3 separate regions of the Homo sapiens genome follow, and regions 1 and 3 are each linked to region 2. The links are chromatin contacts, found by Hi-C or POLR2A ChIA-PET in ENCODE. All regions are on one chromosome and are shown on one strand. The core of a region is the stretch at or near the end of the contact, and the rest is flanking DNA. Distances in the headings are between cores, read along the strand shown. Region 1 overlaps ARHGAP26 (Rho GTPase activating protein 26). Region 2 overlaps ARHGAP26 (Rho GTPase activating protein 26). Region 3 overlaps ARHGAP26 (Rho GTPase activating protein 26).

The links. Hi-C counts contacts between places; a loop is a spot of excess contacts on that map. ChIA-PET counts read pairs that join two places held with the same protein, here RNA polymerase II (POLR2A). Pooled maps may share reads with other maps.
Region 1: a map with no recorded cell type shows a loop between it and region 2 (2.7-fold over the local background). The contact joins two enhancer-like sites. A Hi-C loop is called at or near these places in 3 of 168 maps with a recorded cell type or tissue (Caco-2, MCF 10A and mammary epithelial cell), 3 of 37 single-sample maps with no recorded cell type and 4 of 50 pooled maps. POLR2A ChIA-PET finds 5 or more read pairs at or near these places in 5 of 52 experiments (CD4-positive, alpha-beta T cell, GM10248, GM12878 and 2 more).
Region 3: a map with no recorded cell type shows a loop between it and region 2 (2.4-fold over the local background). The contact joins two enhancer-like sites. A Hi-C loop is called at or near these places in 8 of 37 single-sample maps with no recorded cell type and 3 of 50 pooled maps. POLR2A ChIA-PET finds 5 or more read pairs at or near these places in 5 of 52 experiments (A549, GM12878, HCT116 and 2 more).

What each region holds. Positions count from the first base shown.
Region 1 is chr5:143,203,339-143,207,436 of GRCh38, reverse strand. ARHGAP26 (Rho GTPase activating protein 26) reads right to left here. Exons shown (of 23, transcript NM_001135608.3): 21 at 129-239. Among named protein-coding and RNA genes, the nearest start is that of ARHGAP26-IT1, 13 kb to the right of the region's middle. RefSeq lists enhancers at 1-201, 311-420, 841-950. Within about 2 kb of position 1,881, at least 3 of the 41 ENCODE cell types and tissues checked have a DNase peak (open chromatin) inside an H3K27ac peak, as active enhancers do.
Region 2 is chr5:143,159,831-143,163,609 of GRCh38, reverse strand. All of the region lies in intron 20 of ARHGAP26 (Rho GTPase activating protein 26), which reads right to left. Among named protein-coding and RNA genes, the nearest start is that of ARHGAP26-IT1, 31 kb to the left of the region's middle. Within about 2 kb of position 1,274, at least 3 of the 41 ENCODE cell types and tissues checked have a DNase peak (open chromatin) inside an H3K27ac peak, as active enhancers do.
Region 3 is chr5:143,100,717-143,104,986 of GRCh38, reverse strand. All of the region lies in intron 17 of ARHGAP26 (Rho GTPase activating protein 26), which reads right to left. Among named protein-coding and RNA genes, the nearest start is that of ARHGAP26-IT1, 90 kb to the left of the region's middle. Within about 2 kb of position 2,401, at least 3 of the 41 ENCODE cell types and tissues checked have a DNase peak (open chromatin) inside an H3K27ac peak, as active enhancers do.

The DNA of each region.
Region 1 (4,098 bases), core at 632-3,131, 43 kb before region 2:
AAAGCAAGTGCAGGTTTGGATGGCAGGGAACAAAGTTGACGAGGAGGCTGAACACTGCATGAAGAGAGGACCGAGCCAATGAGAGAACAACGGCAGCAACAGAAAACCAAACAAACCCTGCAACAGACCTGACGGGGGATGAGTCGCTGGACGTGGATGAGGTGGGCATAGGGCTGGATGGCGCCGAGAACATGGGCCAAGATGGCGAGAGGGGTGAAGTTGGGCTTGGATTCGGGGGGCTGCAAGACATAACAACCAGAAAACTTGTCAGCACACAGGGAAACCACAATGGGAGCACAGGAGGTCATGGGAGGCCAGATGACGGAAAGCTGGGCAGAGCAGAGGAGCACCGAAACCCAGGGATGTGCTGTCAGGGCCATGTCACATTCCTCCAGACCAAATCTCCACGTCCAAGTAAACGTCTGTTCTGTAATTCCTCGGAGTATAAACAGGCTTTGCCCTGCAGAACAACTGCTTTTCAGGTGATAGAAGCTTCTTCGATCATGTACATTGGCGACAAATGCCCTGAGCCCACGCACATGAGTTCCCACACCCACGTGCTATCACCAGCCTTGTTCTGAGGCAGGGCTAGCTTATAGCGAGCCTTCAGCTTCCACTCTTGTGGGAGTGTTTTTCAGGTTACGTCTCAGCAGAAATGACCATGTTTTTTTTCTTCTGGGCCACAAAGGCCATTCGGTGAGAAAATAATCTCCTGTTTGCATTTTTAACTAGATGGGCTGTGTGCCACTGGAGATCTGAAGTACTGCATGAAGAAGGTGATAGCCGATGGAGGTGAATACAGATACACCTCTTGGGAGACGGCATGCAATTACCAGCAGAATGCGGTTCCTCTGAGGTTTGCTGCCTGGGCTTGCCCTTTCTCCTTTCGTGGAATTTGGGCATTACGATACTCAAAGAAAAAGCCCCAGAGGGAAGGCAATGAAAAAAACGAACTGAAACCTTCAATTTGTTCATTTTGTTCCTTGACGGGTAGCTAATCAAAAGTTTGGAGAGGAAAGGTTGAAATTACTCACTGAAACGTGGCTTGTGGATTTTAATTGGTTGTGTTAGCCCTTTGACTTATTTCCACAAATGACACAAGCACCTTCACAACTCTGTGAAATCATACATCACAAATAGTGCAAACACCAATGACAGAGAGAAACCAGTTCAGCCACACCACCACTTGCCACTCCTGAATCTCAGCGGACTGCTGAACTATTTGAAACAAGCCCTTCATGGGGGCAAAAATGACAGAAATCCGGTTCAAGGGGAACAGACTTTCTAAGCGTACTGCAATTTAGCAGGCACACACAAATGTCCTACTTACTGGGACTTCCCTAGGGTTATACCAATTCAAACATGAGACCCAATAATAGCCCTAATTACTTACTGTTGTAACACCTATAGACAAATAACAGCAAAAACCACAGTGTGAGTTCATCAGAGAGGCTCAAACTAATGTGACTGATAAACACTTTATTAAATTCCATTACGTATATTTTTAGAACATAAATTCCATGAGGCAGAGGCTTTTGTTTTGCTTACTGCTGTATATCCAGTGTCTAAAATATCCAGTGTCTGTAGGTACTATATTTAACAAATCATTACTGAGTAAATTAATGAGTCTCATTTACCCACGCAACAAGCCCACAAACAAGTACTGCTATAATTCCCATTTCACAGATGTGGAAACCTGGGCTAAGCTGAGGCTTCTCTAAGGATACCCAGCCTATAAGTAACAGGGCTGAGGTTCAAACCTCATCTGCTGATTCTAAGCCCAGGGCTCCTGCAGCCAGCGTACTCCCTCTGACATAGCAGGACTTGCCCTGTTCCTCTAGCCTGTGCCAAGCTTCTTTACAGACTCAGTCATAGCATTAGAATTCTTCTTAACCACTGATTCATGTGTTTCCTTTAGATACCTACCCTATTTGCAAGGGAAAATGACAATACAGTGATAGAGAATCACAATAAGACTCAACATATTCTAAATTCCAACAAAATCCCCAATCCTGCCTCCAGTGTTCGGTCTGGCGGATTCATATAGCAGATGGCATTCATATAAGAGAAGAAATAAAATGTAAAGAGTATGACTCTTTAAAGCTTTTTTTTCTTAATCCAGCAAAAACTAGTCATTGAGCACTCAGTATGTTCAATACAATAAATGATATTTGCCAAGGTCCCTTGACTTCAAGAGCTTAAAATATATTTGACAAGAAGCGACAGATTTAAAAACAACAGTAATGTAAGACAGTAAGATCCATCAGTTGAGGGCTAAGCTAGTACTAGCTTAATACCTGGCTCCCCCTTGACTCTGTCTTGAGTCCTAGGAAAAGTGTCAACTCCTCTCTACTGTGCAGTCTCCATTTTCTTCCACAGTTGCTGCTAGTCAGAGAGGCCTCACTTTCTCAGTCCTCTCAACACAACCCTGCCCCACCAGACAATGACCTAGTAGGCAAGGCCTGGCAACAACTTTCAAACCACAGCCCAGCCCAGGAACCCAAGCAGAACCAGGGACAATTTGGAGGTTCAAGAGAACAGCCCAGACCCAGGGGCTTGTACCAATCTGTTCTTTTGGTCAGTGGTTACCACAGGACAATTAAAAAGTCCTTCCAACTTTTTTTTTTTTAAATGACTTTAATAAGTAGGAAACACCTCCAGCTTCCTATTCCATCTGTACCAAGAATTATGCCTTTGGCTAATGGCATAGTTTGGAACATATTCTGTGAACACAATGTGGGTTCTAAATGTTTTTCACATCCTCAGATATCTAAGTGGTTTTTGGCCAGAACTACACGGCTGAAATTATCTGGGGGTGCGGCTGGAATGCAGGATATTCGTAACTATTATAATAACTTACTCCTCAATCCCCATGTCAATTACCGTAGTATCAACTGCAATTTTTTCTTCTGGAGACGGAGTTTTGCTCTTGTCGCCCAGGCTGGAGTGCAATGGCACAATCTTGGCTCACTGCAACCTCTGCCTCTTGGGTTCAAGCGATTCTCCTACCTCAGCCTCCCAAGTAGCTGGGATTATAGATCCCCCCCACCATGCCTGGCTAATTTTTTGTATTTTTAGTAGAGACAGGGTTTCACCATGTTGGTCAGGCTGGTCTTGAACTCCTGACCTCAGGTGTTCCACCCACCTTGGCCTCCCAAAGTGCTGGAATTACAGGCATGAGCCACCATGCCTGGCCTCAAATGCAATTTTTAACAACAGAATTTCAGAATTTCATTTGTTTATGTTTTAGCCATAGCAGTAACATTTGGTATAAAGTGACTGCATTTTAACATTTATTACCACTATGTTTGAATTGGTATAATAATAAAATGCATACTCCATAGTACTTCTGTGATTTTTTTTTTTTTAATTATACTTTAAGTTCTGGGATACATGTGCAGAATGTGCAGGTTTGTTACATAGATATACACGTGCCATGATGGTTTGCTGCACCCATCAACCCATCATCTACATTAGGTATTTCTCCTAATGCTATCCCTCCCCTAGCCCCCTACCCCCTGACAGGCCCCGGTGTGTGATGTTCCCCTCCCTGTGTCCATGTGTTCTCACTAACTCCCACTTATGAGTGAGAACATGCGGTGTTTGGTTTTCTGTTCCTGTGTTAGTTTGCTGAGAATGATGGTTTCCAGCTTCATCCATGTCCCTGCAAAGGACATGAAGTCATCCTTTTTTATGGCTGCATAGTATTCCATGGTGTATATGTGCCACATTTTCTTTATCCAGTCTATCACTGATGGGCATTTGGGTTGGTTCCAAGTCTTTGCTATTGTGAACAGTGCTGCAATAAACATACGTGTGCATGTGTCTTTATAGTAGAATGATTTATAATCCTTTGGGTGTATACACAGTAGTGGGATTGCTGGGTCAAATGGTATGTCTGGCTCTAGATCCTTGAAAAATCGCCACACTGTCTTCCACAATGGTTGAACCAATTTACAACCCCAGCAACAGTGTAAAAGCATTCCTGTTTCTCCACATCCTCTCCAGCATGTGTTGTTTCCTGACTTTTTAATGATTGCCATTCTAACTGGCATGAGATGGTATCTCACTGTGGTTTTGATTTGCATTTCTCTAATG
Region 2 (3,779 bases), core at 25-2,524:
GTGTGGTGGTGCACCCCTGTAATCCCAGCTACTTGGGAGGCTGAGGCAGAAGAGTCGCTTGAACCCAGGAGGCAAAGGTTGCAGTGAGCCAAGATCGCACCATTGCACTCGAGCCTGGGCAACAGAGCAAGACTCCATCTTAAAAAAACAAACAAACAAACAAACAAACAAACAAACCTAGAACTCCTTCTACCCAACTCACAGCAATAAGACCAAGGCAGATGAGGAAATTATACACTTCAAGGCAGATCTAGAAAACGAACTAGGGAAATTATTGGAAACCCTGCCTACAATTGCCAAGATCCTTCATTCAACCATAAATATTTTTGAGTAAATGACCCAACTGCTCACTTACCACTTAAAATGTATCTTGCATTGGCAGCAATGCTCCCCCACATACGTAGATCTGATCTCCCTCATCTGAGCAGCAGCAAGGAGAGTATATTTTAGTCTTTTTCACAGTGCCTCGAATAGTGTCTTTTTCTTTTTCTTTTTAAGATGAGGTCTTACTGTGTCACCCAGGCTGGAGTGCAGTGGTGCAATCACAGCTCATGGCAGCCTTGACCTTTTGAACTCAAACAATCCTCCCCTCAGCCTCCCAAGTAGATGGGACCACAGGCGCATACCACCACACTCAGCTAACTTTTTTTTTTTAATAGAGATGGTATGTCATGTTGTCCAGGCTGGTCTTAAATTCCTGGGCTCAAGTGATCTTTCTGAAGTGCTGAGATTACAGGTGTGGGCCACTGTACCCTGGAATAGTGTCTTAAACACTAAGCATTCAATGCGTGTTTGCTCACTGACTGGGAAGGGACTGTCTGTCAGAGCTGGCCGATTCTGGATGCTGATATTAGTGAGTGCTCCAGAGAGCAGTTAGGCTACAGTAGCAAATATTCAACAGTTGGTGCCATACTCCAAAGGGAAACATTAGATGAAAATAAGTTTGCGTTCCACTGAGGCTGAAGGGGAAAGCGGGCAGTAAGGGCAATTGGTGGGTGTTTATTTCCTCATATGAAATGAAATGTTTGTAGTCTTCTCTTGGGATAATGCAGAGTCTGACTGCTGTCTGGGATGATTACCTTGGCCATGGCCATCACTAACATGTAGATCTTGTCTCTATTGGATTAGCATGTCCAGGATTCCCATGACTCCACTTCTTGATTTCTGATTTCTTGCCAGTTTATTTTCACTGTGACAACTGAACATTTTAAGTGCTGTCATGGGATGACTAAGGACATATTTCCTCTAATTCTACTTCCACGCAAAGGATCAAGGGAAAAATGGGAAAGGGGATTGCGTGTGTGTGTGTGTGTGTGTGTGTGTGTATGTGTGTGTTTGGGAGTAGAGTGTCTGTTTCTCCTCCAGAAGAAGCAGAGTTATATGGAGCTCCTACCATGCTACCATGAGGTCTATGCTGTAAGGCACAGTATATGGATGCTACAGAGGGGATGCAGGCTTCCCCCGAGACAGAGCAGAAGCCAACACATTCATTTGAAGAAATCTCTCTTGTGCTTCAGCTTTGGATTTACCAACCTTCCAGCAGCATTGCGCAAGTCAAAGTGCTGGAGTTAGTGGGCTTTACTCATCTTTGTCTGTGACGTCTGATATGATGACAGACTTGCCAATTTCATTCTCCTTTTCTATCTCAGGGCCATCATCCTTAAATTCTAGTCTGCAAGTTTCACCTACTTAAGTTTTTGAAGGTTTTCAATACAGTGGTAAACAAAATAGACTGAACAGGGCTTTCCAATTTGCTCGAAACCCAGAATGATTTCTATCTCACTGCTTTGGTAACTACAAAACAAAACAAAAAGCCTCTTTTTAGCATAATCACAAACAATATCACTTCTACCCTTACAACAGAAGCTGAAAAGGATTATAAAATTACTAAAATGTCCCAATTTTCATTAGCACAAAGCAGGTGATCTTATTGTCCTACAGGCAGGGGATGGTGACAAATATGGGTGATTTAAGCAGTAAGTCTGAGCTTACCAGGGCAACTGCTAATTATTATTGAGTAACTCTAGTATATCTCCATAAAGGTCAGGAGTTAAGGTTTTTCCATTATATATTCTGCTTTAAAATGGAGCTTTCAAAGGAAATTGGGTAGATAGCAGATGGAGAATGACAGATGAAGATCAGGTGAAAGAACTATATATAGCTCAACATAATTGAACTACTTACATTTCACAATGTTGGTTGGGGGCTGGAGGAGGAGTTCATGAGTAGCTGCTCAATGTTAACATTGACTTTCTGGTTTCTTAAGTTAGGGCTCCCTAATTTTAATAGGAAATCTGAGGCCGGGTGCAGTGGCTCATGCCTGTAATCCCTGCACTTTGGGAGGCCAAGACGGGTGGATCACCTGAGGTCAGGAGTTTGAAACCAGTCTGGCCAACACGGTAAAACCCCGTCTCTGCTAAAAATACAACAGTTAGCCAGGTGTGGTGCTGCGTGCCTGTAATCCCAGCTACTCATGAGGCTGAGGCATGAGAATCACTTGAAACTAGGAGGTGGAGGTTGCAGTGAATTGAGATCGCTCCACTGCACTCCAGCCTGAGCAACAAGGTAAGAGACTCCATCTCAAAAAAAAAAAAAAAAAAAAAAATCTGAAATAGCCCAGAGGCTGGGGTCTAACTGGTTCTACTCAGCTTCCTGAGCGAGAGCTCAGTTAACTCCATATGTGATTTCTTCTGCTGTGCCAACAGTTACCACTTACTACACTGACACAGAGCCCTGGGCGAGGCCAGCCTGGAGAGAGGGAGCCATTTGGCCATTGATGGAATGATTCAATGACCAATGGCCTTAATTTCATTTTCACTTAAAATATACCAGGCCAGGCACAATGACTCACACCTGTAATCCCAGCACTTTGGGATGCCGAGGTGGGAGGATCTCTTGCATCCAGGGGACTAGCCTGGGCGACATAGCAAGACCCCATCTCTACAAAAAATAAAAAATTAGCTGGGTATGGTGGCACATGCCTGGGACTATCCAGCTACTCAGGAGCTAAGGTGGAAGGATCGCTTGAGCCTAAGAGGTTGAGGCTGCAGTGAGCTGTGATTGCACCACTGAACTCAGCCTGGGAAACAGAGTGAGACCCTGTCTAAAAAGAAAAAAAAAGAAAGAAAAAAAAACCACCAAAAGCAACAACTTCTTGGTAAAGGCCTTACTCTTCTGTCAAATAGCATCTCATTTAGACTCCTAGCTATTGAGGTAACACAAAAAAGTTTAAGGTTAAAAAGAAAAATCTTGGCCAGGCATGGTGGCTCATGCCTGTAATCCCAGCACTTTGGGAGGCTGAGGCAGGTGGATCGTGAGGTCAGGAGATTGAGACCATCCTGGCTAACACGGTGAAACTCCATCTCTACTAAAAATAAAAAAAATTAGCAAGGTGTGGTGGCGGGCACCTGTAGTCCCAGCTATTCAGGAGGCTGAGGCAGGAGAATGGTGTGAACCCAGGAGGCAGAGCTTGCAGTGAGCCGAGATTGCACCACTGCACTCCAGCCTGGGTGACAGAGCGAGACTCCGTCTCAAAAAAAAAAAAAAAAAGAAAAATCTTTTCTCACTAAGACATGTTCCAAAGCTTTAAGAGAATGAATGAATGGTCATTTCAAAACCAAGCAAATGTATTTCTGAGTTTTTGAAGCTAAACAATCAATGCACACACATGTAAAAAAAAAAAAAATCCCATACCACAAGAGGGTAGTGTTAAAATGAAAAGGCAGTGTTCCTTCCGCCACAGATCACCATCCCATCTGCCTCCTTCAGGGAAAACCACA
Region 3 (4,270 bases), core at 1,152-3,651, 60 kb after region 2:
TATTTACTGTGGAATAACTGATACAAAGCACAAAGAAAATAAAAATCACCAGTGATTCTACCATCCAGAAATAACTAAATGTTATTCAATGTTTTAAGGTATACGTGTCACATTCCATGTTTTTTTCAGACACACACACACTCATATTTCAAATCAAGTTGGAATCATACTGCAGACACCTAGTTTTATAACTTGTTTTTTACTGCATTACTATGAACTTTTCAAGTACCATTCATTGTCTCACTCAACATTGTTATGGTGGCACAGTGTTTCACTGTATGGGTATTCGATAATTTAGAAATCTCCCGTTATTGGACAGTCAGATTGTTTCCAATATTTTATTGTTTCCACTAATATTGCAGTGAATCTCTATGTACACAAATATGTGCATATATCTTTCTTTCCCTAGAATAAATTCATAGAAATAGAATTTCTGGATGAAAGGGCATACTTTTTTTGTTTTGTTTTGTTTTTTTGAGACAGGTTCTCACTCTCTCGCCCAGACTGGAGTGCAGTGGTGTGATCTCGGCTCACTGCAACCTCAGCCTCCCAGGCTCAAGCGATTCTCCTGCCTCTGTCTCCCAGGTAGCTGGGATTACAGGTGCGTGCCACTACCTGCAGGGTAATTTTTGTATTTTTAGTAGAGATGGGGTTTCACCATGTTGGTCAGGCTGGTCTCAAACTCCTGACCTCAAATGATCCACCTGCTTCGGCTTCCCAGAGTGCTGGGATTACAGGCGTGAGTCACTGTGCCTAGCCAGCATAAATATTTTTAATAGATATTACCAAACTGTCACCCATGAGATCTATGTCAATTTACATTCCCACCTAGAAAATTTTAATATGCCCATTTCCCTAGGACCTTTATTTTTCCTTTTGGTGCTTTCACTAGCACCAAAATAAGGTATTGCTATTTTGAAAGCTTTTATCTTAAGTTTCATTTCTCTCTTTTTTTTTTTCTCTAGGTCTATCCATGTTGTAACAAATAGCAGGATCTCCTTTTCTAAGGTTGAATAATATTCCATTGTGTGTATATATATATATTTTTATTATACTTTAAGTTCTGGGATACACGTGCAGAATGTGCTGGTTACATAGGTATACATGTGCCATGGTCGTTTGCTGCACCCATCAACCCGTCATCTACATTAGGTATTTCTCCCAAGGTTATCCTCCTCTTCCCCCTACCCCCTGTTAGGTCCCGGTGTATGCTGTGCCCCTCCCTGTGCCCATATGTTCTCACTGTTCAACTCCCACTTACGAGTGAGAACATGCAGTGTTTGGTTTTCTGTTCCTTCTCTTAGTTTGCTGAGAATGGTTTCCAGCTTCATCCATGTCCCTGCAAAGGACATGAACTTATTCTTTTTTATGGCTTCATAGTATTCCATGGTGTATATGTGCCACATTTTTTTTTTTATCCAGTCTAACATTCATGGGCATTTGGGTTGGTTCCAAGTCTTTGCTATTGTGAACAGTGCTGCAATAAACATACGTGTGCATGTGTCTTTACAGTAGAATGATTTATAATCCTTTGGGTATATACCCAGTAATGGGATTGCTGGGTCAGATGGTATTTCTAGCTCTGGATCCTTGAAGAATTGCCACACTGTCTTCCACAATGGTTGAACTAATTTACACTCCCACCAACAGTGTAAAATCGTTCCTATTTCTCCACATCCTCTCCAGCATCTGTTGTTTCCTGACTTTTAAAAGTTTCATTTCTTTGAAGAGTAATGATATTGAACTTTTTCCCATGTCTACTGATCCAGTGACTTTTAAGGTCCCAGGCACAATTAGTCTGCAGCAAAGCAAATCAAAAGAACAGGTAAAGAAGACGACATACCAGGCAAGGATGGCACCTTAGTTCTACATTTTAAAAATTTAATAAAGCTCTACACCTATTAAGGTATCCTTGTGTTTATAATCCATATATCTTTCACAAATTTTCATGGGGAAGAAAAATAGTTGGGAGATGTCAGATCCCCCCTGTGAAGCTGGGCAGACTCCACCAGACTCCACCATGGCACTTGGGAGGCATTATATAAACGTTTGTGGCTACCACAGAGACCAAAAATGGATTGTGCTGCCTCTTCCCTGGTCTATTTCATAGAGGCACTGGGATGCTGTAAGGACAAAGCAAGCAAGGGAGGTGAAAAAAGTACTGAAAATTATCAAGGGCTGTACAAAGCACAATGATAAGGAGAAGGAGGAGGAGAACTAATTTAAACAGAAGTTTCAAAGAGGCAGGATTGGAGTATATGCAGAGAACGTTATTAGTGAAGAATGCTTTGGTAAGAAAGCAAGCTTTCTCCTCTGGTATTTCATGAGCTGTGCAATGAAAGAGTCTCTGTCTCCCTAGAGCCCGGATGGGCGACGCAACAGGCACAGGGGTGTAACCAGGCCACAAAGTCCCAAACGCCAACTTTTAATTGTGTGACCGGCATGGGTCCAGCAGTGATTAGCAGAACCAAGCACTGTTGCTCAAGCTTTATGAGGATCAGCATTCTGAGTTAGGGGAGGAAAAAGATTGCCTCTGATAAGAACTTGTTCTAGGAGAGTCAAACAAGCACCCCTTTTCTGCATGTTTGGGGCCGACACTGAGGTCTTTAATGAAGGGAAACCTCTGAAAGAAATGGAGGTGGCATTTCTAGGAAGACCTGCCAGGGGAGACTCACACTCTGGTACTTGCTAGTGGAACAGACTGAAGTTTATCAGGAGGGAGCCCCAGGCCTGGAAGGCAGGAAGTGAAGAGAAGAGGGAGGGATATCTGGGCTGGAGCAGAGCAGTCTCCCCAGCCAGGCGCGCACTGTACGGGTTCTCTGTGAGATGTAGAGAGGGTCCCTTACTCACGGTCCTGCTGTCTATATCACTCAGAAACAAAACCACCACCAACCTACCCAGTTCCACTTACCACATAGTTTTGAATCATGGAAAAGGCTAGTAATTACTACAAAAAAAACATGCTGCAGGCTCCTGGGGCTCCTGGCTATTGTTTCATGTTCTCCAGACTCCAGTTCTATCAGCGCCACCACAGCCCCTAAGGAAAATAGAACCTGTTGCCATAGTAGCTGCTTCCCCCTTTTTAAGGAAGGCACACTCTAAGCCATTATGGAAGAAAAAAAAAAAAAAAGCTTTTATGTCATATGACGAACTTTCCCTTCTCCAGCTTCTCTCCCTATCTTGTCCAGTTAAATTTTGTGTAGAACATGCAGCAGAAATTGAAATGTCGACATTTCCATTAAGCAATGACAAAAAAATTAATCCAGTTCCCAGAGAGAGGGAGGTAGGAAGCAATTGTTCAAGGCAACAGTGTGTGTGTCTGTTTCAGGGAAATTAAAAAAAAAAAAGAAGGGAAAAGTAATTAAAGAAAGATATTACCTGAAGAGCATTATATCTGACAAACACCAAAGCACTGCCTGGTTGGATGTTAAGGAAAGGAGAGGGAAAAAAATCAGAAATGGTGACACCTGATGAGAAGGAGTCACCCCCAAAGAGCTAAGAAAACAATCACCTTTTGTTAATAAAAACCAAAGGAAAGAGTGAGGACTGTATGAAGGCCCAGGAAAGACACATTTAAGGCCCACTCCCTGAGCAGAAATAGAAGGTGTATGGGGCCACAACCCTACATCAAGAGACCTGTTGGTCCCCAGCACTGAAAGTGAAACAAAAAATTATGAGAAAGAGAAATGACACACTCGAACCAGAGTAATTTTCTGTTTTGCCCTCATCTCTAAAAATGCATCCTTCCTGCCAGACTCATTCTCATTCCTTCCTAACTCTCTTGCAATGATCCAAGAGAGAGGTGTTCTGGCATATGACGCATTCTCAGTGATGCTTCTCAAGTGAAGAATGGCTTCAGAACTCTTTGGTTTTTTGTTTGTTTGTTTGTTTTTTGAGATAGAGTCTTGCTTTGTTGCCCAGGCTGGAGTGTAGTGACACAATGTTTGTTCACTGCAACCTCCGCCTCCCAGGTTCAAGCCATTCTCCTGCTTCAGCCTCCCAGGTAGCTGAGATTACAGGCACACGTCACCACACTCAGCTAGTTTTTCAATTTTTTTAGTAGAGACAGGGTTTCGCCATGTTGGCCAGGCTGGTCGCGAACTCTTGACCTTAAGTGATCCTCCCGCATTGGCCTCCCAAAGAGCTGGGATTACAGGCATGAGCCACCGTGCATGGCCTCTATTTGAGTCCAGAAAATGGAGATACATGTACCCATTCATACTAGAAAGGAGAAGCAAAGGAGCACCTTATGAAAATCAAGTGCATGCCT